2 separate regions of the Mus musculus genome follow, and region 1 is linked to region 2. The links are chromatin loops, found by intact Hi-C in ENCODE. Cell type or tissue: heart. All regions are shown on one strand. Links, peaks and the distances in the headings refer to the core of each region. The heading gives the core; the rest is flanking DNA. Region 1 holds the start of Zbtb21 (zinc finger and BTB domain containing 21). Region 2 holds the start of Mir6964 (microRNA 6964).

The links. Peaks named below come from ENCODE experiments on the same cell type or tissue, not always from the same donor. Only the 100,000 strongest peaks of a DNase experiment are listed, where the experiment ranks them.
Region 1: it touches region 2 in a loop (3-fold over the local background); 2 of 42 quality-filtered maps call a loop at or near these places.

The regions. Positions count from the first base shown.
Region 1 is chr16:97,954,036-97,970,331 of GRCm38, forward strand. It overlaps Zbtb21 (zinc finger and BTB domain containing 21), which reads right to left and starts at 8,587. Exons shown (of 3, transcript NM_175428.4): 1 at 8,379-8,587; 2 at 2,723-2,865. The coding sequence starts at 2,794. In heart, for the core only: a CTCF peak has its summit at 8,731; DNase peaks (open chromatin) are centred at 8,256 and 8,646; H3K4me3 peaks cover 2,372 bases; H3K27ac peaks cover 1,971 bases.
Region 2 is chr16:97,872,257-97,888,552 of GRCm38, forward strand. It overlaps C2cd2 (C2 calcium-dependent domain containing 2), which reads right to left. Exons shown (of 14, transcript NM_174847.2): 5 at 13,832-13,954; 6 at 11,017-11,140; 7 at 9,333-9,438; 8 at 7,354-7,418; 9 at 4,852-4,976; 10 at 3,964-4,138; 11 at 2,873-2,986. Mir6964 (microRNA 6964) reads right to left here and starts at 5,035; the gene lies at 4,977-5,035. In heart, for the core only: a CTCF peak has its summit at 7,088 (motif pointing left); no DNase peak of the experiment used is centred there.

The DNA of each region.
Region 1 (16,296 bases), core at 4,330-12,329, 82 kb after region 2:
AAGATGCAGACAGGGGTGTGGCTCTGCCACTGGCCTTTCAGCTCTGCCCCAAGAAATGAAGCTAGCACCCACCAGGTTTTCCTTCACTTGCCTGTCTTCCTTTAACAGTGACATGCAGCTCTTTTACAGTTGTAACAAGGGCTTGGATGAGATCCTTTTTTTATTCTAGCCATTTCTATTTCTCACTCACTCCCAGTTCACTATAGGAACCATACATCTGTGTAAAGACACAGCTCATCTTTTACAAGGGTCAGCAGAAAAGCACTGAACTAAGACTATCTCAAGGCTGATTCAGCCATGCATTAGCCGTCTGTAGCACTGAGAATTTCTGAAGATGTTGACATAGGGGAAACAGCAGACCAGAAGTAATGATTGGGCAGATATTTGTCAAGTAGTTCTTGTTTTTAAACTCAATTTAATGATGTGAAAACAGCAATAAAAAAAAAAAACAGATAAAGCACAAAAAGAGAAAATGTGAGAAAGTACTAAATGTGGCAAGGGCTTGGGAAACCTGTTTCAGTTACAGACAGACATATCCCTATGTGGAAGCATGCATTCAGTTGAGTTGTAAAAGCAGTTTTCTGGGAGGTAAGAGTCACATGTGTTTTTGGCTAGTCAGTCACTCTGAGCCCTAGTCTTTTCCCTGCACAGCAAACAGAGGCAGTGACAACTTCCACACAACACTGCTGAGGGGCAAATGGGATGATTATCCCATCACTCACTCAGCTCCTACAAACAGTATCTACCTACCGTCCATTAATCTGGTCATGGAAGTACATTTGGGAAGACTCAAGAAAGCAGGGCATGAGCCTGGGGATTTTGAAGAAAAGACAACACAGCAGAGGTAAATACTAGTGTGATATAAAACTGGAGCCGAGAGGGGGGAGTCATGGACAAGACCATCTCAGGAGTCAGACTATAAGGCTGGGTAGCTGTGAGGGGGTTTTACTCTGTAGGAAATAGGTAGCCACTGGAGGGACCATAAGCAAAAAACCTGAGTTATGTCTTAATTATAACAGTTCTGGCTTCTTTGCAGATGACAAAGCAAAGGGCATAGGAGGAGTCTACTGTCATGATAGCAGTAGCATGGGGTTGTCATTGAGGCAGAGCCACTGAGTTTTCTAATGAAGTAACTACAGAACAATGGGAAGAGTCAACAAAGATCTGACAGGACAGGGAAAAGGATGGCCTTTGAGATGGATCTGACAGAGAAATGAGACTGCTTCCCTAACTCTCCTTTTCTAAGGGACTCAGTTCTGACACTCTACAGCGAGTGACAATTCATCAATCTTCCTTTGTGCACATCTTTTTATTTCCTTTTTTGAGCTTCCTGGAATCTCTGCCCAAACATCTACATCTAGACCATTGTATCAGGCTCTACTTTTGAGAGAAAAACCAAGACACCAAGACGACCCAAAAATACAGATGTAAGCTATGATCCACCTAGAATGTACTAAAACTCTACTAACCACAGCCTAGTTCCTGAAGTTTAGTCTTGCACAGGAATAGCACACAACAATCTGTTGACAATATACATTATGTAGATACAGAGAAATGTCTATGGATATCATAGGAGATGCAGTACAAGTGACAGCCACTAGCACCAGGTGAAAGGCAGACGAGGGAACAAAGCTTGGGGAAGAGTCAGGCAGGAAAGGTGAGAGGAGCTGCAAGGAGTATGCGCAGCACCACAAACGAGAGCAAGAGTCATCCTGGGAACTGTCATCACCCTAAGGGCTTAGGTAATCAAAATGAAGACACTGCAGATTATAAGCAGAAGAGTGACACCCATTTCTACAGTCTCTACAGAGACTGGAGAGAAGGCCAAGTGGCATGGATTCACCTCTACTTACGGGTTGCTTTTACACTTTAAGTCAATTATGAGGACTTGAAAGCAATGGCTCTAGTCCTGGTCTACCTAAAAACAAGGACTATTTGAATTCTTGCATTTTGATTACAGTAAGTGTAACTGCTTATTGAGTTTAGCAACTAAAGTATAGACACTGCTTGAGAGATCAAACAAAGAGAAAAGCAGAGCTGCGGAGTGTTGTCTGGCAATTCAGCACACTGTGGCTGTGGAAGTGCAGATGAATCCTCCAGACCTGACTTCTCAGACCTGACCCTTTGACATCTCAGCTGCTTAGCCCTCACAACAGCAGTTGTGCTGCTGGGTGTACTTTCTCAGTGAGTGTTAAAGAGTAGCAGACTCTGTCCTGTATGAATTCACTATCACTCAACAGCAGCAACAAATCTCATGTACATACCATGAAGCTATCACTGTCCCTGGCTTGCTCATCTCCACCTGACTCATTATGTAGAAATCCCATCAATCAATCATGGCAGAAAAGCCTGGAAAGAGCAGCCGAGACAAACTCCCCTAAAAAAAGATTCTGAAACAGGCTGACTTCCTTATTACTTGGATCTTCCTATAAATACCTTCCCAAACTCTCCAAGATGGTTTTACTTAATGTTTTCTGAAGATTTAAAAGGGGGAGAATGGAGAAAATTGTGATGGTGAAAGCTCATGGCAGACAGCTATCCATGGGGAAGTCTTCAGTCTACTGCCACCTATCAGGAATATAATCTTAACAGGACTGCTCATCCTTTCTGAACAGTAGTGTCCTTGCCTGATCAGTGCTAGCCCTACCTATACCATGTGTAAATCACATGAGACATAAACAAGGCAACTTGTGAAAAGCCCAGTCTACAGAGCAAATCCCACCTGGCAAGCACACATCTTTCTTCTCTCTTCCTCTCCCGAGTGTTTGTGAGCCCGCTGTACACTGTGCATCATAAGAGGTGCTGATGGTGGGAGGTGAGCTCGTTGGCTGGCTTCCTGTTCTCCTGCACCTCACATTCCTGTGACTGGGCAGACAACAATGTGATAAAGAAGGCATAGAGTGTGGAAGAACACCAGAAGGCTATCAATGTGGTCAGGAGGTGGTAGGGTGGAAGAGTGAGTGACTGGTGGGAATAAGGAAAGGCTTGGGATTTACTTCATATTGATGTTAAAGCCAAAGACTCATAACTTCCAGAAATTTTATATGGCCCAGGCTTAAAATCTTTTGAAGTTTGCCCTGGCCTCAAGTCAACTCCCTATAAGGACCCTAAAGCTCCTCACAGCTGGACTCAATAAAATTACTTCATGCCATCACACTAATGCCTATGACATACTAGATGCTGAGGTGAGACAGCTGTATCTTAACATAAATTAATTCAACCCAAGCATTTCCATCCTTATGCTACTTGGAATAAGGACTTTGAAGTTTAAGGAAGGTGGGCAATTTTGGAATAGAGTATTCTGGAGACAGATTCATAAGAAAGGGAAGCACACAGTCAGAAACTCAACAGGATACTATAAAGGGAAGGTGAGGAAGTGCAAGGATTCAAATCGATCTCCCCTATTTCAATTTAAAAGACTGGTGCCATAGCAAAAGATCTTTACAAAAGAGCTAGGCTCTGGGACTAGTCCAAAAATGCACACTAATAGCTCTGTGGGAAATGTCCCTTTACTAACCTAAGGCTAAGCTCTGGGAATACTGCCCCTCTGCAATGTTGAAGAATACTTACATAAGCCTAACATAACCCAGGAACTAGAGGGATGCATGTGAACATCAACATCCAACATTTAAACACACACACACATACACACACATACATACACACACACACACCCCTCATCCCCAAGCTCTCACTCTCTACATGATTTTACTACATGGTGACAGGAGGCTGGCTGAGCTTCAGTGTTATCATCACTCACCTGGTAACACTGCAGACATCCTGAAATTATCTAAAGTGCCTCTGGTTTCAAAGCCAGACAGGCTTAGGGGAATACTTCATGGTGTCAGGTTACTGTACTGCATTTCAACACATTTCAGCCTCCCTCTCTCTAGTTCAAATTTGGTTCAAGGGTAGATTATCAGCCTCAGTCAGGAGGATGGCTCCACTGTAACATAGTTTAGGCTCTTAGCTATGCTGCAAACAAGCAGCTTCTGTTGGTCTGTTCTGGCCACTCAGCAGCCATTGCTTCTTCTGCAGAAACCCTCTGCATTGGTCTGGAAGAATATTCTTGCCTAGCAAGTGCAACCTGATGGTTGTAGGAATACACCCAAGACCAGGCCAACTAGAAACTTTCTCCCTAGATTATGGTTCCTGCGAAGACAAAGGCAACAGTTGAGTGGAGCCGAATGACTGATCTCAGTGTGGTCTGAGAGCTCATGCTCTAGTGCCTGACTTGTACATTCCTGTAAGTGGTTTGGTTTTGTCATTCCTGGCCCAGGGTTTTTTTTGTTTTGTTTTGTTTTGTTTTTTTCTTGATGTTTAAGCTTTTCCTCGAGCCTCAAGAGATCATGTATTTTTCATTTTATTTTTTAAAATAAATCCCCTTTTTAACCAGTCAGTTTCTGTTCTGCCTTATTTCTGCATGCTTCTTGCTCTTGTCCTAATCTTTCATGTTTGTCTTTCATATGCTAGATTCCTCAAGAAAGGCTTCCATTAGTGCCCCAGCATACACTATCTTCCATGAATGCAGCTTGCTCACTGGCCCTCTACAAGTGCAAGGCATGGTTAAATATATCTGAGGGGTGTTAATTACATTTTTTTTTTTTTTGAGACAGGGTTTTACTGTGTAGCCCTGGCTGTCCTGGAACTCACTCTGTAGACCAGGCTGATAATTACATTTTTTACACAGGGATATTCAGAACAGAAAAAGCCCTGTTGTCTAGAGATAAGGAAACCCCAAAATTCAGTTTCAATGTCTTAAATGTCTTCATGGAGACAGAGGTGTAAGAGCTGGTGTAGTTCCCAGCAGTGCAGAGGGAGCTTAGGAACCACCTTGATATAATACTGAATGAAGTTATAGTCCTGACTATCTTAGTTAAAACAGAACAGGCTAAATATAAAACCTATTAAAAAAAAAGCCTCTACAGACTCCTTTATTCAAACTACTCTTAAAATTCTTTAGTTACCTACTGTGGCTTTTTCCTGTTTCTGTTCCTGAGACACAACCTGCCCATCTGACCTCCTCCACTACTCAATCTGAACCGTCCAGATTTTGCCAAACCCCTTTTGCAGCGCAGATCAAGTTCTAATCCTTAAGGACTCCTTTAGGGCTAAACACTCCCAGTCAACATCCTAGTTTGTTTGTTGGAAGTCCTAACTTCTGTACCTTACAAAGGAATCATATTTGGAGCTGAGGTCTTTAAGACACAGCTAATTAAGTTAAAATGTGTCTTAATCCAAAAAAAAAAGAGTGATGTCTCTGAACAAAGACATTAGATCAGAGACAAACATGGAGGGAAGATCCTATGAGGACACACAAGGACGCTATCTGCAAGCCAAGGGAAGAAGTACAGTAGAGACCTGGCCTACCAACACCACTTTCATCTCCAATTTCCAGCTTCTATAACTGTGAAAAAATAAGTTTCTATTATTTAGGTCACTGAGTCTGTATACTAAATTAAAGCAGGCCAACTAAACAAACACAGTCCTAAACTTACTTAAGCTTAGAACAAGTAAGCAAAATACATCATGTAGCACATGTCTATAGTGCCAGTTCTTGACAGACTGAGGCAGGAGGATTATGAGTTCAAGGCCAACATGGGTTGGAGTCTCTTGTCAAAAAGGCAAAAAGCAAATGCCTACTGCCAACAGTAGGCACAACAGTTATCACACAGAGCAGGTACACCAATCAACACATTATGCTTATTCCCTGGCATATGCTAGTTGGCTGTGTGTCCCGCCAGGACTGCAAGCTCTTTAAAGTCCAATATATTACTTTTGGCACTCCTCATGATGCCCAAATTGAGATCTTACACAATACATATGTGATTATTTTTCACTCCCTACTCCAATTTAAATTAAGGAGTAGAAATGAAGCTTTTTGACTGCTTACTCTAAATAAAGCTGGCCACTTTACTGACCTGTTTTAGACTACAGGGGTTTTTCCCCTAAATTATTTCTCTAGAAAAACCCAAACTACAGACTAGCATACAAGACTTCTCTGACTGATATCAACTCACCTCTGTACCAAACCTGGATGGCTGTGGTAGTTTGAATAGGCCTGGCCCCAATAGATTCACATGAGTGAACTCATAGGGAGTTATATTATTAGGAGATATGGCCTTGTTAGAATAGGTGTGGCCTCCTTGGAGTGTGTCACTGTGGATGCAGTGAGGTCTCCTATGCTCTAGCGATGCCCAGTGTGGACACAGTACCCTTCTGCTGACTTCAGATTAAGATGTAGAATTCTCAGCTCCTCCTTCATTACCATGTATGCCTGAATGCTTCCATGCTTCCCACCATGATTATAATAGACTAAACCTCTGAAACAAAAAAACAGCCCCAATTAAATGTTTTCCTTTATAAAAGTTGCCTTGGTCATGGTATTTCTTTACAGCAATAAAATCCAAACTAAGACAGTGGCACTCCTTACCATCTAACCCACAAATCTGCACTTCCAGTTTCTGAAACCCTAACGTGTCTTTTATCTCTCCTTTACTTGGCCACTTTGTACAGAAGGATTCAGAGGGAACTATAAAGCTTTTGTAACTTGCCAACAGCAACACTTCACCGCTCTGCAATGACCCCGTGGTGATCTCAATGCATCAGGTTTATATGTGGCTCCCTCACAACACCCCACATGCTCTCCCAAAAAGCCCTTGTTTTCAGTTGTGAATTCCTAGCATAGGACTTAGCAGGTATCTACCACATAAAGAAAGCTCACTAGACTTGGGGATTGGACTTGTTGATCTTTATCTCTCCAGAGTCTGTAGAACCCAGCATGGGGGCGTTTTCTCAGCCTTTCCTGAGCTTTTGTGACTATATTAACAATTGGACTGACTCCATCTGTATCTCTGCTCAGACTTCTTCAGGCCCCACCCCCTTCCTTCTAAAGAGATCCATCTCAGTGAAGTCACTTGTCCTACATGGCACCTGTGATCCACACTTTCACACCTGTTTGTCTTCAATCATCACCTTCTTAGGTTGGATGATGCCAGCCATATCTCCTCTGGCAGAAAATTATTCTTTCCTTTGCCCTTTGGCCAATCTCTGATACTTGTAAATCCAGCCCTTTAAGCTCTAGTACTGGGACAACTAAAATGGCTTCTCAGTTATCTCCTTGTCTAGAGACCTCTACGCTACTTCTTTTGTTGCTGTTGTCATATCTAATATTCTCCACCACACAATACTGTCAGTTCCTCAAGGGAGAGTTTCTATTAACAATTTCTATTTCCTAAGAATGACACTCCCTATACTTTCAATAAATACTAAATGAAAACACTATGCTGTTAAGTGCATCGGCTGAATTAAAGAGTCATTTTTACGTAAGCCAAATTTCTACTTTAACGTCAATATTTAGGGGTAAGGTTAAGGGTAATGATTAATCACTAGAAGTGGAGGAAGGTTTTCAGTGGAAACACTAACATGGATTAACCTACTTTCAGCCTCTGAAACAAGGTGGGAGGACCATGAAACAAACCCAGGAACTTATGACTCAGGGTCATGCTGATGAACAATCACCAGACTATGCTGTAACACAGATAGATGTCCAAAGATGTAGAAGCGATTGGAGTTCATGCAACACACAAAAAAATGCCAAGCTTCAAAGGGCGGCTCAGTGTCCCCCAACACCACCCCTGTGTCGGGCAACCTTAGGGAGTACCTGTTTAAGGCTCTCTGTACACGTTCTGTAGTGTGCGGTTCTCCAGAACCCAGAGCCTCGGGGGCACATATGTGCATGGTTCTTTGATTACAAGGTGCAGTCTCTGCAGAGGAAGCACTCAAAGGTGCTCCAAATAACCAAGCCAGGGAGATGGGGGAGACCCCGGCCAAGATGTGAGCTGCAGGGAGGTCTTCCGTGCTATGTCCCCGAAAGAGGGTCTTTCTCCTAAGAAAAGCCTTGGGCCCGAGGGTGGGGGTGAGGGGTCCGATAGGGTGTGCATGGGCAAACGAGGTGGCCCCAGAGGTGCTGGCTGCCAGGCTGTCACGTTCCAGCCGCTGCAGGTGTGGGTGCCGCCGCCGCCGCCACCGCCCGCCAGTTTCCCAGCCCCGCGCGAGCGCGCGCCGCCCGCCCGCCCCAGAGAGCGCGCCCTAACCCGCAGCGGCGTCTCAACGGCTATGCTGTGGCCAGCACCCCAGACGCACACCGCGGCTACTCAGGCCGCCCGGGCCAGGGTGAGCAGCTCAGCGGCCTGGAGGCTGAGCATGCGTAGGAGCGAGGGCGAGGCCAAATGCGGGCAGAGAGCATGCGCAGTGCTTGGACACGCTCGACTACGTGGGAGTCTGGGCATGCTCGGTGAGGACCGCGGCCCCGCGCACGCGTAAAAGGGCCCGACGCCCGCAACCCACTGGTGGAGGAAAAAAAGAAGAGAAATCACCTCAGAGTTACGTCAGGAAAGGCCGCGTTTTGCGGAGAGGCCGTAGTCCCCGACCGGGCCCGACGTCCTCCTAGGGCGCGGAGCGTGACGGTTACTCACCGCTCTTCAGCCCTGGGGCAGGCGCCAAGCCCCTTTCCGCTCACACTCGGCTCGCGCAACCCGCAGCCTCCACTGCCGCTGTGATTCCATCCATCTTGAATTTGACGTCATCCCACACCAGGGATGAGGTCATCGCAAGCAGCGCTCGTCACGTGCGTGGCGCTGGGATTGGGTGCCGGGCGGCTGGGGGCGGGCCGAGGGCGGGCCTGCGGGAGCGCGGCCGCGTTGGGTCCGGCGCGTTGGTGCCTCTCCGGTGAGGCGCGGGCACGAGCAGCAGAGCGTAGGGACGCCCCCAGGGTACGCATGTGGTCGCGGAAAGCCCCTGAATGCGGAATGTGGAGCTATCGGGAAAATAGCTCATCTCCATTTCTTCCTCCTGGAGAAAGCGGCAGTGAACAAGTTGGGTTCCCAGGTTCCCCTTATTCGCTCTGTGGCTTTTTCAAACACATATCCAAACCTTACCCTTTTAAAATGGTGTTGAAGCTGGGAAGGGTGGTGCATGCAAGGAATCCCATCATCCAGGACACTGAGGCAGATTTCCCGTTAACTATTCTGAACTACAGAGTGAGGCCCTGGCTCATTTCAAAACAAAAGACAAAGAACGATTAACCTTTTTCCCTGCAACACCAGTTCTCTTTTAGCCTCTTTGCATGAAAATTACAATGCCATTTGTCAGATGACTGTACGCCAAAACCAGGCAGCTGGGTAACAAATGCCAAACTACAAATTCCAGCTGTGAAGAAAGGGTCTCTAGGCCACGGAAGTTTTCTAGAGCCTGGAACATAGCAGCAGACAGTCTCAACAAGTGAAATTTCTGTAACAGACTTTAAAAATGCCTAGATCCGCCGGGCAATGGTGGCGCACGCCTTTAATCCCAGCACTTGGGAGGAAGAGTCAGGCAGATTTCTGAGTTCGAGGGCCAGCCTGGTCTACAGAGTGAGTTCCAGGACTACAGAGAAACCCTGTCTCCAAAAACAAAAACAAAAACAAAACAAAAGCCTAGATCTTAAATTAGGTGTTCTATGTTTCAAGAAGTGTGTGGTTTTCAAGTATGCTTCTGAAGGTGGGTTTTAACTACGTGAATCAAGGTGAAACAGCATTATGAAGTGTGTGAGGGATATGTGGAGAAAGGAATCTTGCAATAGGTAGATCCATTGGGGGGGGGGACAGACTCCAAATGAATAACTCTGAGTATTTAGTTTTTTTTTTCATTTCAAGACTATGCCCTTTAGAATTTCACACTGAAAGTTCTCTTCTGCAATCATTCAAGGGTTTTTTTTTTTTTTGGTTTGTTTATTTGTTTGTTTGTTTTTAATGTATTTGTATTTGAACTGTATGGCAGTTAAGCAAGAAGTGGTCTTGTAAAGAGGGATTTGAGAGGACCACACACCATTGGGCCTCTTTTTTACATGCAGAAAATCAGTATGGAGCTGCAGAGCCTATGGCCCAGAGAGAAGCCAGATTCGTTTGTTTTGTTTTGTTTTGTTTTGTTTTGTTTTGTTTTGTTTAACCACATGGAGTGCAAAGCAACCTCCCTCCAACTGTTTGCCAGCTCAGTTGCTGTATCTGCAGTGCATGCTGCCTGTACTCTGGTGTCTCCATGTTCAAACAAGGTTGCCAGTTCTCTGAATCTGACCTAACTGCCAAATACAACAGAAACCTTTGGATCTTTCATACACCTCTGGCTTATGATATATTATTGGTTCCTTCTTCTAACTCAGTGACAGTGCTGTGCCACTTTGCCCTGGACTTCCTGCCCCTGGTTTGCACCTTCGTGGCTTCCTGTATTATTTCCTTTGCTACCTGCCCATCCACACACTTTTCATTTCTGAGGTCTGTGGTCTTACTTTGCGTTTCTGAGGTCTGTGGTCTTGCTGGTCCTGTTACTCTGTGCTACCTCATCTATGCCAGGGAAGATACTCTGGCAGTACAGTCACTTTAAGTGTGTGTGCCCACACCCATGTGCACACACAAAACTTTCTAACTGCTCTTCCAGCCTCCAGGTTTTACTCCACCCTGGCTTTGCAACCAGGGTGGAGACTTATCTTATTTTAAGATAAGTCTTAAAATGCTACCTTACTCCAGTGTGAACACTAGGTTCTCCATTGTTTTTAGGGGAGAATTGAACTTCATCCTGTGATGACTTAATAGCTTGACCCCCATCTGTGAAAGCAAACCTTGCTTGTTACCCTTCTCAACTCACCTCTGGGCTTCAGGTATGTTGATTCCTCACTGGAGCTACCCTGTATCTTCTACCTTGTCCTGTCATCTGTAATTGCTCTGGGATTCTGTTGCTTCTATGCTCTTCCTGTCACTTCAACTTTATTCTAGGGTTGATGCTACACCTCTGTGCTCATTAGTGCCTTTTGTGGGGTTTGTCTATTGCCACCTGTATGTGCCTTTGAATTTGTCCCCCATAGGCTTCATGCCTGGCTGTGTGTGGAAGACCAACTCTGACAGTGTGGTCATCGATCTAAGGAGGGGATGTGGGGTTGGTGATAATGTAAAGCAGGCGCACACTCACACCTACTTGGTGGATGAAGCAAGCTTCAATGAGCAAACTCTAACAATGTCACACATATACATACATACACACAACATACATACATACATACCAAACATATATTCCTACATTCATACACATTCACGCACATTTGGTAGATGGAGCAAAGCTTTAACAAGCAGGCTCCAACAACTTTATTTTTTCTTTTAGCCTTTTTATACCATCTAAGACAAAGTTATCTGTGTAAGAAAACAATTACCTCATAGCCACAAGTTATGTATTCTCCAAAACCAGTCACCACAAGGACATACTCTTCAAGAACAGATTAAAATCATCACGCAAAGGAAATTACAACAGAATTATTGATTGTGTATTCTTCTTTTGAATCTCATACCTAACTAAACATTTCCCATCTATAATTCATGGTAATCACAAAGCAATAATGCTTTTGTCATTGTTTAACAACGTTTAAGCAAGTTTTTTTCCCTATGCTTAGTTGACGATTTTATTTACCAAGAAACAGATCATCTACCTTACATTTTCTTTTTGAAATCTTGTTCAGCTAAACTGGCTAATCATCTATTCTCTGTTTTTATAGTCACAATAAAATTATTTGCTCTTTATTCATAGCTTTGCCTTTTCATGGTGCACCTGTGACCACATCCCTAGATCATGAAATCCAGGAACTCAAACTGTGCTGGTTTGAATAGGTTTGCCGCCCCCTCTTCCCCGCCCCAGACTCATGTGTTTGAATGCTTGGCCCACTAGCAGTATTAGGAGGTGTGGCCTTGTTGGAGTAGGTATGGCCTTGTTAGAAGTGTGTCACTATAGGGGTGGGCTTTGAGGTTTCCTTTGCTTAAGCTCTATCCTTTGTGGAAGAGATTCTCCTCCTGGCTGCCTGTAGAAGACAGACTCCTTCTGGCTGCCTTCAGATCAAGATATAGAACTTTCAGCTCCTCCTCCAGCACCATTTCTGCCTGCATAGTGCCATACTTCCAGCCATGATGATAATGGACTGTACCTGTGAAACTGTAAGCCAGCCCCAAATAAATGTTTTCCTTTATAAGAGTTGTCTTGATCATAGTGTCTCTTCACAGCGATAAAACCCCAAGACACAGACCTAACCTAGAATGAAATGTTTTCTTTGAGCATTAATTTGTCCCAAGCCTATTTTTCTCTTCCTAGTACAATTACATACATGCAATTGTTGAAAGCTTACTGTATGCCATTTTTAACCTATGCAGCCCTCACTATTCTACAAGATAGGGTCCACATTCTACTCTTACTTCTAACTGTATTAATATATTTAATTAATTCTAACTTTAGAAGTTAAAATAATTAATTCCAACAAACATTTCCTTAAAGTTTTAATCAAGTACCCTAACTTCCTAAGACTATTTAAATAAAATCAGGCATTCTGTAAAATCATTGACTCATCTAAACAATATGGAAAATCTCCCAGTAGAGTGGACCATCTCCAGGAAGTTCACCTCCCCACACAGATTCTGAATGGCATCCACTATTGCCCCCTTTTAATCCAATAAAAGTGTTTTTCCATACAATACAAACAATTATGAAAACTTTCAGGTAAGATTTGCATTCATAATGCCCAGTCCATTTGTATTTAGCAACTTTGGAGAACATAATTTACTATCTATTCTACTTGGTGAGTTCAAAGTTCTGTATCTAAGTCACTTTTTCTCATAACTTGTATTTATCAACCTATAAATATATTTTTAGACCTTAACTATGAGACTATATCTACTTAGTCTTTAACCCCATCAGTGACCTGAGAAGGATATTACCTAAGGAAGCAGGAAGTGTAGAGCAAGCAGCTTCTAAAACTATAGACATGACAGGTTGCTGGTTGTAGTCTTGTTAGGTACTAGCTTAGTTAATTATAAAAATAAACTATATTTAGCCTCCTGTAGACATTTTCAAAGTTAATCAAATAGTAAATAGCTAGAAACAAACAACATTTGACTATTCAAATATACTGAAATAGATAGGAATTATAGGGTATGATCTTTAAACACTTTAGAGATCTATAGAATACAGCATTTAAAGATGTTTTAATAATAAAAGGCTTGACAATGAGATATGTTTGCTCCTGGCAGCACCCTCATACTACTTCAAAGATGATGGGTATCAAAAAAAAAAAAAAACCCATATGGAGTTTGCTTCAAATGTGCAAAGATAGTCATTGGGCAAAAAACTGCCCTTGCCGTCGTCCTCTGCTGACAGCATGCCATCCAAGCTGTGGACAAGCAGGACACAAAGGAAGCCAACTGCCAAATTTTGCCAGGACAAAGTAAGCTAGTCTTTTGTAATTCCTGCATCACAAGAAAGTCTATCAGATATTCTGGGCCAGTAGGTCAAAAAGATGGACACCCCAATATTGCAGAGGATCTCCAACTCTGCCTTTATGTACATGTTTATGCACATATGATTTAACCACTTCATTATCATTTACCACCTGGGTGACTTCAAAAATAGATGAATGCCCCTTTCTCACTTAGTTACTGAGGCGAGCTAATAGCCATGAATGTCTCTGCACTTTGGAAATTGTTAGGAAGAGATGCCTGTTGAGCAGAAACCATGATGACATCATTTCTGGTTCTACAAAGTTTGCATGCTGAATCCATTTGACACACTGTTGTCTAGAAGTCTAGAATATCCTAATAATACTGGAAATCCCAAGATTTTTTTCCCTTATAAAAATCAGCTAGGGTTTTACAGTGAGATGCTACAAGCATGTGTCATGACTGCAGAAGGAACAAGACTTGGCCTCTTGGTAAAACCTGCTTTCCTGTCAATGCTCAATTCTTCCTTCACCACTAGTGGACAAGAGTGATCATCGTGATGATCCAGCTGCAGGAAATAAATACTCACATTAGTTTTGCCACTCCAATCTTATCCAATCTGACCACAGTTTGGGACAGGAGTTGTCAATCTCCCTGAAATATCACAGAAGCCAGGCTGTGGCAATATTATTGGAATTTTCATTGTCAGAGCTGGGCTCTGACTGCACTAACAGCTGACTTTGGCTGCATGTTCTCCAAATCCAATTAAAGAGGAAAGTGTAGAAAGGAAATTTATTCAGTGTCATTGTAGTAGAAGGAGGAAGAAAGAGGTGCAGTGAAAACACACACACACACACACACACACACACACCTTTAGAGTCTGAACAGGCTTAGGTATAAGTAGACAAAGGTATGCATAGCTGAGCAGTTATGATCAAGGTATGATCCTAACTCATTGACCCATCATTATTGTCTCAGCTCCTGCAAGATGGTCTGACAAGTTGTCAGAACTGTGTGAAATCTGTACCTCTTGTCTGTCCCAGGCTTCATGCTTTTCCATCTCAGCAGGAGACTCCTGAGGAAATTCCAGTTTCTTGGGGACAATAGTTTCAGTAGTCTGACAGCCTAAAAGTGGGACACACATCCCTTTAGGAGATCAGCATTATTTCCATATTGGTTAGAGCAGTGGATACCATCTATAATTCTCTAATTTGAACACCATTTACCTGGGACTAGCATTCAATTCCTGAGGTTAAGGATTGTAGCCCCTAAATTGCCTCCCACTGTCAATCAATTACAAGCCCCAAGTTCTGGTGACTGCTTATACATTGGGGTTCCACACCCAAGTCCTAAGGTGTGACTGGTGGAATGGGTCATAGAACCCAGGGGAACACTTATTTACAGAAAAGAAAATTATCAAGGAACTCTAGATAGTTTGGGTTTTAAATGAGTGAGTTTAAGAAGAGATGAGAGCCCAGCTTCCAGTTTTCTTTTGTAGGCACTTTTAGATTATAGTATAAAAGGGAGTCTCCGGACACCCGCAAGGACCCACACAGGATCCGCCACGGGATCCTAAGACCTCTGGTGAGTGGAACACAGCGCATGCTCCAATCCAATCTCACAGGACCTGAGACTGCATTAATTAAGGAAGCAGAGAACCCGGCCTGATCCGGGGCACAAGTCCCTTCTGGTCCACTGCAGCACCAGGGTCCCTGGCCCGGGCAGTCTCCAGACACCTGCAAGGACCCACACAGGACCCTCCACTGGATCTTAAAACCTATAGTGAGTGGAACACAACTTCTGCCAGGAGGCAGGTTCAAACACCAGATATCTGGGCACCTTCCCTGCAAGAGGAGAGCTTACCTGCAGAGAGTACTCTGACCACTGAAACTAAGGATAGAGCTAGTCTCCCAGGTCTGCTGATAGAGGCTAACCTAATCACCTGAGGAACAAGCTCTAACCAGAGACAACTATAACAACTAGCTCCAGAGAATACCAGATGGCGAAAAGCAAACGTAAGAATCCTACTAACAGAAATCAAGACCACTCACCATCATCAGAACGCAGCACTCCCACCCCACCTAGTCCTGGGCACCCCAACACAACCGAAAAGCTAGACCCAGATTTAAAAGCATATCTCATGATGATGGTAGAGGACATCAAGAAGGACTTTAATAACTCACTTAAAGAAATACAGGAGAACACTGCTAAAGAGTTACAAGTCCTTAAAGAAAAACAGGAAAAGACAACCAAACAGGTAGAAGTCCTTATAGAAAAACAGGAAAACACATCCAAACAGGTGATGGAAATGAACAAAACCATACTAGACCTAAAAAGGGAAGTAGACACAATAAAGAAAACCCAAAGCGAGGCAACACTGGAGATAGAAACCCTAGGAAAGAGATCTGGAACCATAGACGCGAGCATCAGCAACAGAATACAAGAGATGGAAGAGAGAATCTCAGGTGCAGAAGATTCCATAGAGAACATCAGCACAACAATCAAAGAAAATGGAAAACGCAAAAAGATCCTAACTCAAAACATCCAGGAAATCCAGGACACAATGAGAAGACCAAACCTATGGATAATAGGAGTTGATGAGAATTAAGATTTTCAACTTAAAGGGCCAGCAAATATCTTCAACAAAAATATAGAAGAAAACTTCCCAAACCTAAAGAATGACATGCCCATGAACATACAAGAAGCCTACAGAACTCCAAATAGACTGGACCAGAAAAGAAATTCCTCCCGACACATAATAATCAGAACAACAAATGCACTAAATAAAGATAGAATATTAAAAGCAGTAAGGGAGAAAGGTCAAGTAACATATAAAGGCAGGCCTATCAGAATTACACCAGACTTTTCACCAGAGACTATGAAAGCCAGAAGAGCCTGGACAGATGTTATACACACACTAAGAGAACACAAATGCCAGCCCAGGCTACTATACCCGGCCAAACTCTCAATTACAATAGATGGAGAAACCAAAGTATTCCACGACAAAACCAAA
Region 2 (16,296 bases), core at 4,048-12,047:
TTGTGGCTCACCGAAACTAGAAGGTAAGACCTACTGTTGAAGACACAACACACTTTCAGTTAGAACATAGAGAAAGCTGGAACTGACCTGAAAACTTCCTCCCTGCTAGAAGGTGCTATGCAGGCAGCTGGGGGAGAAAAAGAATCAGTGGGCTTACACAGCAGAAACTCTGCATTCTTCTGTACTGACCTGACAGGCAAGATGTATGACTAGTGCAATAGCGGCATGACTACTACGGGGTAACCTTCTGCCTTTTGGATTTGAAGTCAGCTGCACAGGAAGGAATTGACTCCTGATCCTATAAACTTGGTCAAAAGCCCAAGCTTGGGAGGAACTGTCTATTGTTGCTTTGCTAAATGGATAGAGGTCAGAAATATTTGTTCTCATTCAAATTAGTGTCAACCTCAACTTTTGTCAGAGAAGCCTCCTTTGGCAGTGGTCAATGCAGAGACTCATAAAAGAAAATTTTCTGAGAATAAACCACCTCCCCAAGGCTCAGGGAATACTCTGGAAGCAGAGGAGGAAAAAGCTAGAGGCCAGGAAAGAGGGCTGTACACTGCTGTGCCCTGGATATGAAACAGCCTTGGTACGCAGGAAGCACAGCAGGAGTGATTACTTGCACAAGATCAAGCCAGGCAACATTCCACATGCATGAGCGGGTTCATCGCTCTGTTCATAGCGGAAGGGCTACTGGGAGTTGATGGCTGCTCGGGGCAGGAAGGATTGTAGTCACTGGTGGGTTAACCATGCTCTGGTGGATGGCCCCTCATACATGTAGGGACTCAGTTTATTAAAAAAACAAAACAAAACAGAATGAGACATGAGGTGGGAGGGTTTGTGTTGGGGGAGGTCTGAGAAGATGGGGACTGGGGAGTTGTGATCACGGATATGATCAAAATACATTGAATCAAAACATAAAAATATTTTTGAATAGGAAGAAAGGTTCTAGAATACTGTAATTAGACCTTAGACTTATTCCTGTGGTTGTATGGAAGACCTGAGTGCTGAGAGAAACAGTGAGTTTGGAATGGGAACAAGGACTCCACTGGGAACAGGATTAGAAACTATCTGTGTTACATTTTGGCACAGAATTTGCCTATAGTTTACCTATGTTCTAGGACTATAAAGAGGCAGAATTTATAGTGCAGCATTCAGGCCATGGCATGGTTACTACTGGCTGCTTTAGCCAGTCTTACAGTGGGGTGTAAGAATAGAAATTAGAGCAGAAAGACATGAAAAATGAAGTGCTTGGTTAGGAAAGAAGAGTATCTCAAACTGCCAAAGCAAGTGGCAGGTGTGGCCATGGTTATTTAAGCACCATTAGGAAGAAGTCAAATAGTATGTACAAGGATGTAGGAAGGATGCTCTCAGGATATTTCAGGAATTGGTGAGACCCCTGATGCCTCCAGCATATAAAACTATGTATTCATTCGAAAGATACTTGAATGAGGCTTCATAGAGAAATGTGTCACAGGTTCACTCATCTAGGCACTTAGAAGTCACTGTGGTCATGATACTAGGAAGGCCTAGCTACCTATCAAGTGATCAGTGAAACGTAGGGTTGTCCACTCAGTGCTAGGTTTTCAAGCATGCAGTAAACAGGTGTTATGGGATCATACAGGGTTGCACCTAAATTAAGGAAAGTGTGTAGGGCCAAGTACTATTCATTTCAGGTTTCCTGTGGGGAGCATCTCATTGGGCAGAATCTCTGAGGATGAAGCCTAAGCTGCAGTAGAGACCCCAGGATGTTGTCAATGCCAGGACCATAAGACATGTCCCAAGGAAAGCTGTAGGTAATAAGTGGAGTTAGCCCAAGAGACAGGCCACATGGGCTGCAAATGGCAAATGTGCAGGAGTGGAATTGTCTGTGTCTATTGGTACTCCAATCATTTCCACCACATGCATTAAATGCCAAACACAGGACTACAGCATTCAGTGCCCTGATATGGTTCAGTTTCCCTCTAGTCTAAAATTTCCTCCCATCCCCCCATTTCTCCATTCTGAATGGGCACGATTACTCTGTACCCTTGCAGTCTGGAAATATCTAACTCTCCTTTTGGTTTTACAGGGGCTCACAACTAAGTGACATCCCTGAATCTCAAAAACAAAACTCTACACTCAGATCCTTGAACAGTGTTGGAACTATTAAGTTTATGGGGACTCTTAAAGTTAAACTAATTGTATTTTGCATTATAAGATGACTGTGAACCTTTGGAGCCAGCCAGGATGCAATACCATGGCTTAGATATCAAATGTCTCCCATAGGCTCATGTTATGAATACTTGTTCCCCAGCCAATGACACTATTTTGGGAGGCTGTGGAACCTTTAGAAGGTGGGGCCTAGCTGGCAGACGTCTGACACTAGGGACAGGCTTTGAAGGGGATAGCCCTGGGTTTAGAATCTCTTTATGTCCTGGTCTAATATGATCCTGACTCCTTATGTATTTACACAGTCATGCCTCTCCCCAACCCCATGAGGGACTAAAACTGGAGCCAAAATAAGCTTTCCCACCATGAAGCTGTTTCTGTCAACTGATTGATTGCAGCTATGTAAAAATAACTTTAAAAAGGTACCCAGAGAGCTCAGAAAATGACTCTTAAATGCTTGTGTGGACAGTGTGGAGAAAGCACAGTGTCCAGGCCACGCTGTCCCCAGTGTCGCTCACCCAATGGCTCTGACGTCATCCACATGCCAAACGATAAAATAGCTTTCATAAAGTTACCAAGGGGCCCAGCTATGTCCCCAGTCTCCCTTTACCTGACATTCCCAGCTTTTTCATTTTCTATTTGCTACCAAACCAAAGACGCCCCAAGCAGGTAGGGGAGAAGGAAACCCTCACTCCTAAAGCTCAGAAGTACACAGATATCTTACCCGTGTCTGAAGAGGAGAATGTCTTGCTGACGGGGGCGCTGTGGCAAGAAATGGCCTGGACAGAGATGTCCTTCTCAATGACCTTCACTGTGACGGGTGTCCTCACAGGGGACTCTGCAAGAACAAGACTCCATCAGCAAGGGCATGCAAATTTTCAACAGAAGATTCTAGAAATCTATGGGGGGAAGCCCCTAGTGCACCTTGAGGCCCTGCAGTTATTACTGGCTGTAGCTGGGCTTTTAGACTCACACATTTGGCTCTTCCACTGTGTTGGCAAAAGTGGGGCTGGGGGTCTAGATTGGAGCAAAAATTCAGAGACATTTTAATAAAACTAGAGTTCTCATGTGAATTGTGGGTCCCTGACCTGTGCCATGGGAGCTACTTTGGGAAGGTATAACAATGTATTTTTCTTTTGACCACCCAGGGGCTAGCTACAATGCAAAAGAAAGGTTTGTGCTGGCTTCATTTAAAAAACAAAAAACCCAAAACCCCAAAGCTCCTTTTTTTTTTTTTTTTTTTGGAGACCAGTCATCATACATCCCAGGTTGGATAATATTTCATGTTAGGCAAGAATGACTTGAACTCCTGATCCTTCTACCTCCATTTCCTCAGTTCTGGGATTACAAATGTGTGCCACTATGTCTACTTGATACAATTCTGGGATCCACTCCAGGGCTTCCTCTATGCTAGATGAATACTACCCAGCTGAGCCACATCTTCAGCCCACATCATGCCTCTTTATCAGTGGTGTTTAACATACATTCAGTTACCTGTATTAGACTTGTAATAATCACGAGTATGATGGAGTGCTGAGTTCCATGTGGCTGGAAGAACCTCATCTCTGTCTCTTAACATATTCTCTCTCTCTCTCTCTCTCTCTCTCTCTCTCTCTCTCTCTCTCTCTCTCTCTCTCCACCCCCATCTCTCCCTCCCTCCCCTCCCTCGTCTTTTTCCAGGCCACCAGACTTCTCTGCTAAGCCTTGACACTGAATGCCACGATGCTCAGTGTTGCAGGGTGAGCCCCACCCACCCCCACCCCAGAGGCTGGGAGCCTGTGGATCTCCTGCAATGAGAATGCACTCTGGTCTCACCTGAGTTCAGTGGGGTTGCCCTCCCAGTGTCAAACCGAGGTTTGGTCTTCACAGCAGTGACAGTGGTGACCACAGTCCCACATGGCATCACCGTACGGTCCTTTTCTATCTTTGCAGCAGAAACAGGGGGAGGAGCTGGCCAGGATTTCAGCTCCCCAGGTTCTACGTAAGAAAACTATGGCAAAGACAGACATTCATTTTGAAACACAGAGGAGATTCCACGGACAACTGCTTCTCACGCTCTCTAGGCCACAACCCACACACAGAACATGGTGTCACAGAATACCCATGTCCTTTCCTGGTATAGTAATGACCTCTAGATGACCTCTCAAACCAAATACAACAAAAATGCAAGGGAATAGATATTTTTCTGTACTGCTCAAGGAATTATGGTAAGAGGAAAAGGTATATACTTGTTCAGTTTGATGTAGTTTGGATGATTTTTATTTGTTTGGTTTTCCCTGAATATTTTCAGACTGGTTGGTGCAAACTACAGCTGTAGACCTGCAAATATGTATTCTGCAGACAGTAACAACAGGCTGACTTGGCTGCAGTACACTCCCCCCCCACCCCCCCGCCCCAATAACCTCTACTTTAGTTTCTTCACCCATATTACTTAATTTTCTTTTTAAATCAACCTGGACTGACAAAGACCCACGTTAAAAGGAGGGCAGCTGGGTTAGCTGAGATGACACTGGGAAAGGTCATCTCCTATAGTAGCCAGCTTAAGCCACCTTAAGCCAGTCCTGGCAAGATGTGTTCACCTGAGCCTGAAGCCCATGGTGAGAACAGGACATCGTGGGTGAGCTCAGCATGTCATATGGAGGCAACAGTGAGCCCTGGCAGGCAGGAGACAGGACTGTAGCAGCAGAGAACATGCCACCATACCTCTGCAGTGACTGAGCCCAACACCAAGCTGTCAGGCTCTGTCCCACTGATCAGTCTGAAGGTCTGTGGGCCATTAGGCTGCTTCCTAAATAGGTCCAGGTGAATGGTTGCTATCCCCAACAGACCTAGAGTGGAAGACAAGAAAGAACAATGGTGATGTTTCCAGTCTCACACCCCAAGGGGGGTTCCGTTAGGTTCACTACACAGTGTTAGTATCACCAAACATAAAACATAAAGAGGTTGTGGGCATTCCAGAGGGAATGGGGCTACATGCCAGGCCTGCCAAAGGCCATATCCAAAGCACATAGGGTGTAGAACTGCATCAACCATCCTTGAACCACTGACAGAAACTGGAAAACAGATGTGTGTGGTGGTGGTGGTAGAGGTGGTGGTGGTGGTAGTGGTGTGACTACTAAATGTCCTGGGCAAGGATGGAGGGGTCAAGGCATGATGACAGTGACCTGCTATAGAATGTGTACCCTATATGTGAGAAACAAGAATAAGTAAGGAGAAAGAGGGTGAGAAAGGAGGAAGAGGGAGACAGATAGGAGTGTAATGACTAATCACACAAAGATTATGAGCAACAGGGCAAATAGTCAGAATGAGAATTTAAACACAGACTACACGGGCATACTCTACATGGCTTCTGTAAAGCTGCAGTTTCACAGACTACACCCGGCTGCCTTGGAATGGAGGACGGTGGGCCACCAGGAGCAGGGACTGGGAGGAATGAGAAGTTAAAGGTAGCCTGATGCAGGGTGTCCTATATAATCACTCAATGAAGAGAAGGTTTTTCTTATCACCTCCCCAGGCATCTAAAGACAGGTGATTCCAAAAGGCTAGAACAGAACTCTTAACGGTAACTAGGACATGAACATCTGCTCAGTCTCTTGCCTTCCAACTTCCCTTCAGAAGAATCACCAAGAGACTCAATGGTACAGCTGGATAGGACAATGGTCTCTACCTTCCCAATTTTAATGTTTGTATGGATTTTAACATCCAAGAGGTCTGAGAGTGTAACTCAGTGGTACAACACTTTATCTAACATGCTTGAAGCCCAGCACCACAAAATGAAAGAAAAAAATAATTTAAGGACCAGCAAGATGGTTCATCAGGTAAAGGCACCTGTCACCAAGCCTGACAAATTACACTTGATTTCCAGGACCCCCCCAAGATAGAAAGAGAATCAACTCCTGCAAGCTGTCCTCGAACCTACACAGACATACCACAAAAGAATGTAAAAACAAAAAAAAAATCTAACAAACTTAGATCCATGATTATGTTGGTGACTTTACCCTAAACTTCCTCTGTCTGAATCGTGTGTGTGTGTGTGTGTGTGTGTGTATGTATGTATGTATGTATGTATATGTATATATATATATTTATTTATTTAAAGATTTATTTACTTTATATGAATACACTGTGTCGTCTTCAGACACCAGAAAAGGGATCCCATTACAGAGCCACCATGTGGTTGCTGAAAGAGCAGTCAGTGCTCCTAACTACTGAGCCATCTCTCCAGCCCTCGTGTGTTCATTTTAAATTCAGCCAAGGGACTTATTCTGTAAGGAAACATCAGCTGAAACTTATAGAGAGGGACATTAGGACAGGCGCTGCTAGGGCTAACAATGGCTATGATGGGAAAGTGTGTTGTTTGTTTGAGACAGGGTTTCTCTGTGTATCCCTGGCTGTTTTGGACTCCATCTGTAGACAAACAAGGCTGGCCTCAAAGTCACAGATACCCACCTGCTTCTGCCTCCCAAGTGCTGGGATTAAAGGAGTAAACCACCACTACCTGGCTTGTTACGTATTTTTTTGGTTTTTTTTTATTTTAAAAAATTGAAACACCAGTCAATGGTGGTGCATGCCTTTAATCCTAGCACTTGGGAGGCAGAGGCAGGCAGATTTCTGAGTTCAAAGCCAGCCTGGTCTACAGAGTGAGTTCTAAGACAGCCAGGGTTATACAGAGAAACCCTGTCTCGAAAAACAACAAAACTATATATATATATATATATAAAAGGAAGTCTGTTAAGTCTAGAATGGTTTGAAATTGCTCCTCTAATTTAAAAATTATTGATGGAAGATTCTGGAGTTTAACAGTAGAGCCTGGGGAGAAGATTAGGTGCTAAGCATGCTGGCTACTCTTCTAGAAGATCCAGGTTCAGTTCCCAGCCTGACACAGAAACTCACAACCATCTGGTCCTGAAAGATTTGGCACCCTCTTGTGGCCTCTGTAAGCACTACATGCACACAGTGCACAGGCATATTTGACAGGCAACATACTCACACACATAACGATTAAGGAAAATGTTTAAAAACTAGACAAGCATGACCCCCAAAGGAATGACACTGTTGATTCTTAACTTTGTACCAAACATTTAGTTGGGAGACCTCTGGTTCAGAGGAGGAGGCCACCTCCTTCTCAGGGTTTCTCCCCTCCCCATTCCAGAGCCTAGACCAGAGTGCTCATCTGGAACACTTCTCTACATATTCACCACCCACCTTCTGAGGAGCACCCATCCTGTGAGATCTGCAGGACCAGCTCCTTGGATTTGGCGTTCAGTTCACTGCAAAAAGAACAAACCCATGTGAGCCATCCAAAGCTCCATGCTGTAGGGTTGAGTTTCCCACCCCACACACCATGCCATGTATGTATGTATGTATGTGTGTATATATATATATTATTATACTAAAGACACATGGTTGTCAGTCATTAAAAACACACTGCCGGCAGCCTGACAGTTCAGAAATAGCCACCAATTCAACCAAGGGTTGGCCTTTCAGTGGGGACCCATGGAACACCCTTTGGTGATAAGAAGTGTATTGAGCTAATATACCAGCCATGTAGCACATGACAGGTGGGCAGTGCAGACTGAGACCCTGAGTTCATTTGGTTAATTTTTATGAACTTAAAATTGAATGTCACATGCCACTGCTACCATTTATAAAGCACGACTGTGTATAATTGAGTATAAAACACAGAATTCCAACAAGCCTCCCTCTTTTCTATCTTTTGCATAAGACCCATTCATCAATGCTATATCCACCATCGCCTTTAACAGCTTTAGGTGATTCCCTGGAGATATCACAGACTGAAGAACAACTGTACTTTTTACAGGTGTCTAGTACTCTTCTGCCTTGGCCTTATAAAACTTATCCATCCAAGTCCTTACAGATAGACTGTTTAATAACAGAGTCCTTTCCAGTAAACAAATGGAGATTAACATCCTCACACAGTTGGAGGTCAGAGGATAACTCACTACAGTTGGTTCTCTCCGCAAAGTGGGTCCTGAAAATTGGAATCCTGGGATCTGCTGTCAAGTTTGGCAGCAAGTCTTTACCCACCAGACTGTCCCTCCAGCTCCCTTTCCAGGATCCGCCCATCATTTCTGTCATTCCTTGGTCTTTTCTAAGTGCGCTAATCAGTTTTTCTAGATCAAGATCATAGCATCCTGATGCCAGTGGTCTGCCACTATGACCGATCACTCATGGTGAGATCTTTAAACTCCTCTTACAAATGTGTTCATGAATTTCTCCTAGTTAAGTGTTTTCAAAACTGGGACCCAGTATTAAACACTACCAACTCTCTTTGGGGTAGGTGTGAAGTCAGGCAGTTTACTTTCTCCTATGACTTGCTGGTACAGTGGAAGTTATTAATGAATTTTCTTATATTAAGCCAGCTTTACATTTCTGGTGCAAACTGGATTTGTGGATTTGTTTGTTTTTTGAGACAGTCTCTAGATAGCTCTGACTGTCCTGCAACTCACTATGTAAAAGAGGACAACCTTAAACTCAGAGATCTGCCTGCCTCTACCTCTGCCTCCCAAGTACTGGGATTAATGGCATGCTCTACCATACCCAGCTTGGATTTATTTATTTTTAACAGAATGGCTATATAAACACTTTATTTTACGTGTGTCCATGTTTTGCCTACATGTATGTATATCACATGTACTCTCGGTTCTTGCAGAGGCCAGAAGAAGGTATCAGATCCCCTGGAATAACAGGTTCTGGGAACTAAACCTAGGTCTGCAAGAACAGCCAATGCTCTTGACCAGAGCCACAGCTCCCAAATAGATTTATTTTAATGCATCATTGGATCCCATGTGATGACTTTTTACTTAGGATCTTTATACTGTTATTTATAAATGGTTTTCATGTCCCCTTTCTATTTTCTCCACCAGAGGTTGGCATCAGTTAGAGGCTTCCTTCTGTTCTGTGTGGCTGGGTGCTAAGGGAAACAGTCCTTTGTCACAATAGAGAAAGAGAAAGAAGGGTGATCCCTGGAGCTGCCTTTAAAAGGAAGTCCATGTTTGACATGGAGCTGGCTATCTTTCAGAAACTCAGGACAACTTGTTTTCATTTCTTTAATTTTACATTTTCTTAGTGTAAACAGTGCTATACAATGACTCCAGGATCTGTCCGTCTTGAGCAGACCTAGCTGCCACCAGCAGGCCTCTGAGGATGCAGGCTGTACTCACAAGGTGAATTCCTCCTCCCAACTGAGGTCAGTAGTGTTTCTCACTAGGGTGCTGATGAATCTCTGTTCAGGATCGTTCAGCTGAGCCACGCACACATGGCTAAGGCCTGTGATCAGATGAAGCAAGGTTGTATTTGGCTTTTATTTTTTAATTGCATTAACACTTTGCTTACCCACACAAGAAAGAGTAATAAATTAACTGAAAAAAAAATCTCACCCAAGAAACCTTTCTGTCATTTCCCATTTACACACTCTCAATGCTGGGGCAATAACTTGGTGGTAACAGCCCTGGACTGGCCCTAGTGTCCTACTTCTTCATCAATTCATCAATCCTGGAAGCAGGCAGGACTCTAAGGTATGGAGCCTCACCCAGAAGCAACACACCTGCTTAGGCTTGGCTCCTCTTTAGACTAGACTAACAGCCTACCCAAACGATGGTCGATATTGAGCTTAAACTGTGGCTGCACCTCACAGACAACCCGTATCCCACTTACAACAAGCAGATGTTTTCTTTCCTCATCTATCCCACGATCCTTTGTGGGTACTTGGTATAGGCACTTTGACATTTCACAACTGTTCCTGCTCTGAGACAATGTTTCCTCTAGAGCATCAGTCCTCAAGTCCTCTGTGGTCAGTAACTTGACCACAATGCTTGACTCCTTACCATGTTTCAGGTAGGGTAACTTTCATAGTCACTCCTCAAGGAAAGACTCAGATCCATTTCCAGCTATGGGCATCTTAGTATGGCTGGGGAATGGGATCTGGTTTCATAGCATGTGCACCCCAAAATGGGGCCCCACCACAACCTGGTAGTCCAGGGGACCCACTCAGCCACTAGGTGATCCAGGTTATGAAAGGCAACATGCAAGCACTTGCTGCAAAACCATCAGCTACCGCCATCTTTGTAGAGACTTAGTTCACATGAAGCCTCTCTATGCCTTGTAAAGTGGAAGAACCTTTGCAAACAGTGACCAGAACTCCTAGTGTTCTTAAACAACAACCAGAATCTCACTTCCATTCTCACAGGGGGCCTCAGTGATCACTGGGAATCCTGGGAAAACCATGACTCCTCAACTGCCTTCCTCCTCCTATTAGCAGCACCAGAGGCACAAAGCCCCTATAAGCCACTCATACAACCCACTTTCTAGGAGAGCATAAGCTACACTGATCAGAGGCTCAGGGATGCTCAACAGGAATTTATTGGCTCAGCTTAAAAAGACTAGTATCTGTCAGGCTGAAAACAGACAGAGCCACCACGACATTGCTTTCCCTAAGCCTTCATGTACATGCTGATGAGTTTAGCTGCATATTTGTGAGGTGCAGTATGATGCTTCATGGCACATATGTCCTGTATAGTGACCAGATTCTGTTACTCACATTGTTACTGTTTCAACTGCCCTTTCTCTGAATCTGGTACATTTAGAATCCTTTCCACAAACTTTCTGGGTATGCATGATTGGCCACCACCAGCCACAGCTGCTCACTGTGCTCAGGAGGTTACAGCTTGTGGCCTTTGGACCCCAAGCCCATTAGCCAAAGACCAAGTTTTTCACTATATTTCTGCAGAGGAAGGCAGGGATCACACTGTAGACCCAACCAGGTTGCCACATGAGAATTCACCATCCCCAGTCATGGGAGATCCCTCCCACAGTGTGGGCAGCCCCAGAGGCCCTGGTAGCACCCACCTGAAGCACCAGGGTGGTTTATCAGGGAAACTCTGATATTCTTCACCTGCAATTTTAGTTCATGAGCCCTTGGAGGTTTGGGAGGGCAGGGTTCCTGAGCAGTGGAGGAAGGGCACTGTAGACTCTGTGAGGGAAAAAACATAGCAACAGCTGTGAGGATGTGTGAGGTTGGCCAGGGGTCCTGGCTTCTATATGGGACAGTATCTTCAGGGACAACAGTGTCTTCATGGATATCAGAACAGGGCACCTGGCCTTCAGGGTCATCTTAGAATTGACGCTATCTCATGGAAAGATTTTCTTGCCTCTACAGTGGATCTCTTCTATCCCAAATGAAGAACCTGCAAATAGTGATGACTCTGTTCAAAGTCTGCTTGTGGTCTGCTTTCCAGAGCAGTAAAGACTAGCCAGCACATAGATCCATGCTCAGACTCAGGAGATGTACTTTATATAGTGAGTTAGTCTTCGGGCTGTTGTGTTGGACAGGACAACATCTAGGTATAAATGGCCATCAGTCTGTGATCACTTTCTGCCTCCAGTCACAGGAAGAACAGCTGGGAACCCCTGTTATTGCACAAGCAAGGGGACAGAGGCAAGTGCAGTCTTATTTCATTCTCAGAAGGGCATCAGGCACTGGCAGTGCTCACAGGGGCTCTTAAATTTAGCACAAGAACCTAAGACCTCAGAAGGTTTTCTGAGAGGTGCTGGACTCTGGATAGTGAAAGCCATGCAGGAGCTATCCTGGGTTCTGACTGGACTTGAGACACTTCTTTGATCATGGTTACTAACATCTTCAGAGACACTCATGGGTACTGCCCAGCAAATACTGCTATGAACCAGGTTCTTCCCTTCTGTGAGTGAAGAATACCAACAGCCAAGAAGGACTATAAACTTCCTTAAAGCACTGGGATGGGTTGGAGATGAGATACTTTGTCAGTTGTATGTTTGGCTATTTTTTTTCTTTCCTTCATGTGTATGTATCAGTGTTTACATGTGTGGGGGGGCTTGCATATGTGTAAACATGGACATGTCTATGCATATGAAAGCCTGTGGTTGTGATCAGGTGTAATCCTTAATCAGTCTCTACCTTAGTCATTGAGGCAGGATCTCTCCCTTGAACACAAAGCTCACCAATACAGCTAGTTCAGTCAGTCAGCTTGCTTTAGGATCCCCTGGCCTCTGCCTTCAGAGACTAAAACTACAGGCAGACTACCATACATACCAGACATTTACTTTGGGTTCTAGGAATCCAAATTCCAATCTTCACACTGACACAGTGCTTTAACCACTAAGCTATAAGGATTCTACTTCTGGGCCATAAATACCGAGGTACTCGGTCAATATTATTCTGAGTGTTTCTATGATGGCTGTTGGGGGTGGGATCAATGTTCAGTACAGACTTTTTTTTCTGAAACAAGGTATTGTGTCACTGAGACTTAACTGGCCTCAGACTCATTTTGTAATGGAGGATGACCTTGAACTCCTGATTTTCTGGCCCCGGCCTCCTTAGTGCTGGTATTAGAGGCATATGCCACCATGCCTAAGATATATGGTCTTAGAAATTGAATTCTGAGCGGGGCGTGGTGGCGCACTCCTTTAATCCCAGCACTTGGGAGGCAGAGGCAGGCGGATTTCTGAGTTCGAGGCCAGCCTGGCCTACAGGGTGAGTTCCAGGACAGCCAGGGCTATACAGAGAAACCCTGTTTCGAAAAACCAAAAAGAAAAAAGAAAAAGAAATTGAATTCTGGATTTCATGCATGCTGCATGCTATATGAGGACCCTTCCAACTAAGCTATAGCCCAAAAGACCAACATTTAAACAGACAGACTGAATAAAGTAGATGGCCATTACTAATGGGGTGGACTTCACCCATCAGTTGAAAGCCTGAGTAGAAAAGTCTGAGTCATCCCAAATGAGAAAGAATTCCTCCCTTCAGACTGCTCAACCTGAGCCATAGTCTTTTTCTGCTTTTAGAATCAAACAGAAAACTCTAGTCCTCCTGGGCTTTGAGCTCTGAGCCTATGGTCAGTCTGGAATTAGACCAAACTCTCCTGGTGTTCAAGGCTTCAGACATGAGCTGGAACCAAACCATTTATTTATTAGTCCCAACATCATAACATACTTCATAAATCTCTCTCATCTCCATGCTCAAGTGTTCAATTCTCTGGAGAGCTGTCATGGGTGTGGCACTTAATGAAACAGGACAATTTCATTTTAGAATGTGATTAGATATGATAGCCTAGGGGCCTTTTGTTTTTGAGTCCATGGATTCTGAAAATACAAAACTATTTTGTGAACTGTCTCAGATTTTTATATTTCTGGTTACCAGTCCCCTCTGCTCTCCAAGAATCCACTATTAATAGGATTACTAGAAGATGAAGTAGCTTGGGCTTGCTCCTACCTACATGGATGGATAACTGATGGTGGTTTTTGGGAAGACTGACTCCCCTGCCTTATGCCTCTGAGAGTGAAGACTATAACCCCCTGCTGTTCTCATCTGCTAGCTGAGCTTTGCCTACCACCCGATAAGCAAAGGAGGATAAAGATGGCTTCGTGTATTCATGTGACCCTAGTCACCTAGAACTTAGCATCAAATCCTGTCACCAGCTGACAGTGTTTATGGAAAAGTACAAACTAGAAGACCATCACTTCAGCAATGAGTGGCCTGGCAAGCATTCCCACTATGGAGCTCTGACCTTGAGGCTGTATTCTAATACCATGGGCAACATCTGCCTGTGCAATGTCAGCCCCACCATGGAAAGTAAAGGCACTAGAAACACAAGTTCAGAATCTCCTTTGTCCTATGATCTGGGCTTACCTGAGCTTCTTTGACCTGCGTGGGTTTGGTGCTCAGAAAAACAGATGGAGAGGCAGCATTAACTAGGTGCTTGAAAAGATCCTCAAGGGCTTCAGAAAGCATGTTTACCCCGAGCGCCTGCTTCTGGAGAGAGACAGGTCATCATATCACTGCATGCCAGACACAAGTACCAGCCAGGTGTGCTAGATGTTAAACCATCAGACAACATCATTCGACTTTGGTTTGATGCTAGCTCTGATCTCTAGAACTGCAACTGTCCTGTTAGCTCATGACAAGCCAGGAATAACAGCAGTCTTCAGGAGCACAGCCAGTGAGAAACTGAGGACTTTAGTACATAATGAACCAATCATGTCACCAACTCTGTGGGGTTGAAGAAGCCCCTGAGCTGTAGAGGAGCAAAGCCCAGTCAAGAACTTGATGGCAGGCAGATAGAGCCAGAGCTTAGGACAAGACAAGCTGTGCAAAGACTCCAGGCCCCAAATACTGAACAGCAATAAATATGTGCTGCTTTCAGTTATTGGATCTATGATTATAGCTGTATTGGTTATCCAGTTTGTTGCTTTAACAAAAGCAACTTAAGGAAGAAGGTTCATTTTGGCTCACAGTTTTAAGGCACAGTCTATCATGACAGGGGAAGGCAAGGTAGCAAAAATGCGAAGCAGCTAATCACAGTGTGTATCAGGAGGCAGAGAGACATGAATGCTGGTGCTCAACTTGTCTTTGCTTTTTTTTTTTTTTTTTTTTTTTTTTTTCATGTTGGGAACCCAGCCTGTGAGATGGTGTTGCCCACATTTAGGATGGATCTTCCTATTTCAATTGAAACTCCCTCAATGACTTGTTTGGAAGCTTGTTTCCACAGAGCCTATCAAGTTAAGAATGGAGCTTTAACTGCTACCACTATGTAATTCAGACATCTCCCATATTCAAGATGTCAGGGTCTCAGTACCCCATGTAAAGCCTGTGAAGGGACTATAATAAGCTACCTGGGACTCATTTTGCACCATTCCTATCTGGGTACTGGTGCTTGTTCACATGTGTGCATGGTTCTGTTCTGTGCAGCAGATCTCTATAAATTAGTGGTTCTCAACTTGTAGGTCATGCATGACTCTTTAGGGATAGAAAGGCCTCTCACATGGGGCTACAGATCAGCTGTCCTGCACATCAGACATTTGCATTACAATTTATAACAGTAGCAAGATTATAGTTATGAAGTAGCAATGAAATAATTTTATTATTAGGGTGTCACTACAACATGAGAAACTGTAAAAGGGGTTGCAGCATTAGGAAGGTTGAGAACCACTGCTATAAATGCTTTTAGTGCAAGTATTAGAGATAGAACCTATGGCTTTTCCTACAGTGGGTAAGCATTACATCACTGGAATACATCCCCAGATCTTGGGTTTTTTTTTTGTTGTTGTTTTGTTTTGTTTTGTTTTGTTTTGTTTTGTTTTTTTTAAGACAAAATCTCACTGTGCATCCCAAGTTGGACTTAAACTCATGATCTTCCTGCTTCTATCTCCCACAGACTAGGATTACAGGCCTATGGTACCATACTCGGATTTAAAGTATGCATTTTTAAAAAATCTCAATTAATGTGAAGGATACCTTGGTCTCCTTGAATCTTATTTCGGTATTATAGCTTTCATTTTAACTCTTGAGAAAAAGGACTGTGTGGATATTTGCTAAGATGACAGGTCCCACTCTAATGCAGCCCAGGCATCCATGCCATCTTTCTGAGGTTTGGGGAGAGAAGCTGTGATGGTCAAGTTCTGCCAAGATCTAGCACCTTGGTTCCAATGCCATTCTGTAGTAGGCAGCTTGAAAGCACCTTGGGTGCCATTTCCTCTCACTGGGGGCCCCATCTGGCTGTATAGGCAAGGTTCCCACTGGCTTATAAGACACTTGCAACATGTATAACAGGAACTGACTTTAGAAAGGAAGACTGGAGCAATCTGTATTGTTGTTAGACAACTGGATGCCTGTCCCCTGACTGACCAGGCCTCCCTATAGTGAACTTAGCCTGTATCTATTGAAAGTGGACTTGAATCTCTAAAACATAAGGCCTCTAAGTACCAAGAATCAAAATGGCTGATGTTTCCATGGCTCTCACTGGAAGCCAGCGTCTCTTACACATATGTATTAACTAGCTTAATCCTTTACATCACATCCCCTCTACTTTACAGATAAGGAAACTAAAACAGAGAGAAGTCGGGTAACATTCACAGAGCCACACAGTCCATAATTAGGAGAGCCAAGAGTCAAATCCAAGTGGTTAAAACAGTTCAGAGCTTGTGCTTTGAAGCGGGAGGCCGTTACCTATCGCCTCAATGGCCCCTTGATAACCTAAGTTAAAATAAAAGACACATGATATAGAACAACCATTTAAAATATATATTTCACTGCTCATTTGTACATACATAGTACTAAGCAGCCACTACTTAAATATGTTCACTACTCCTCAAAGA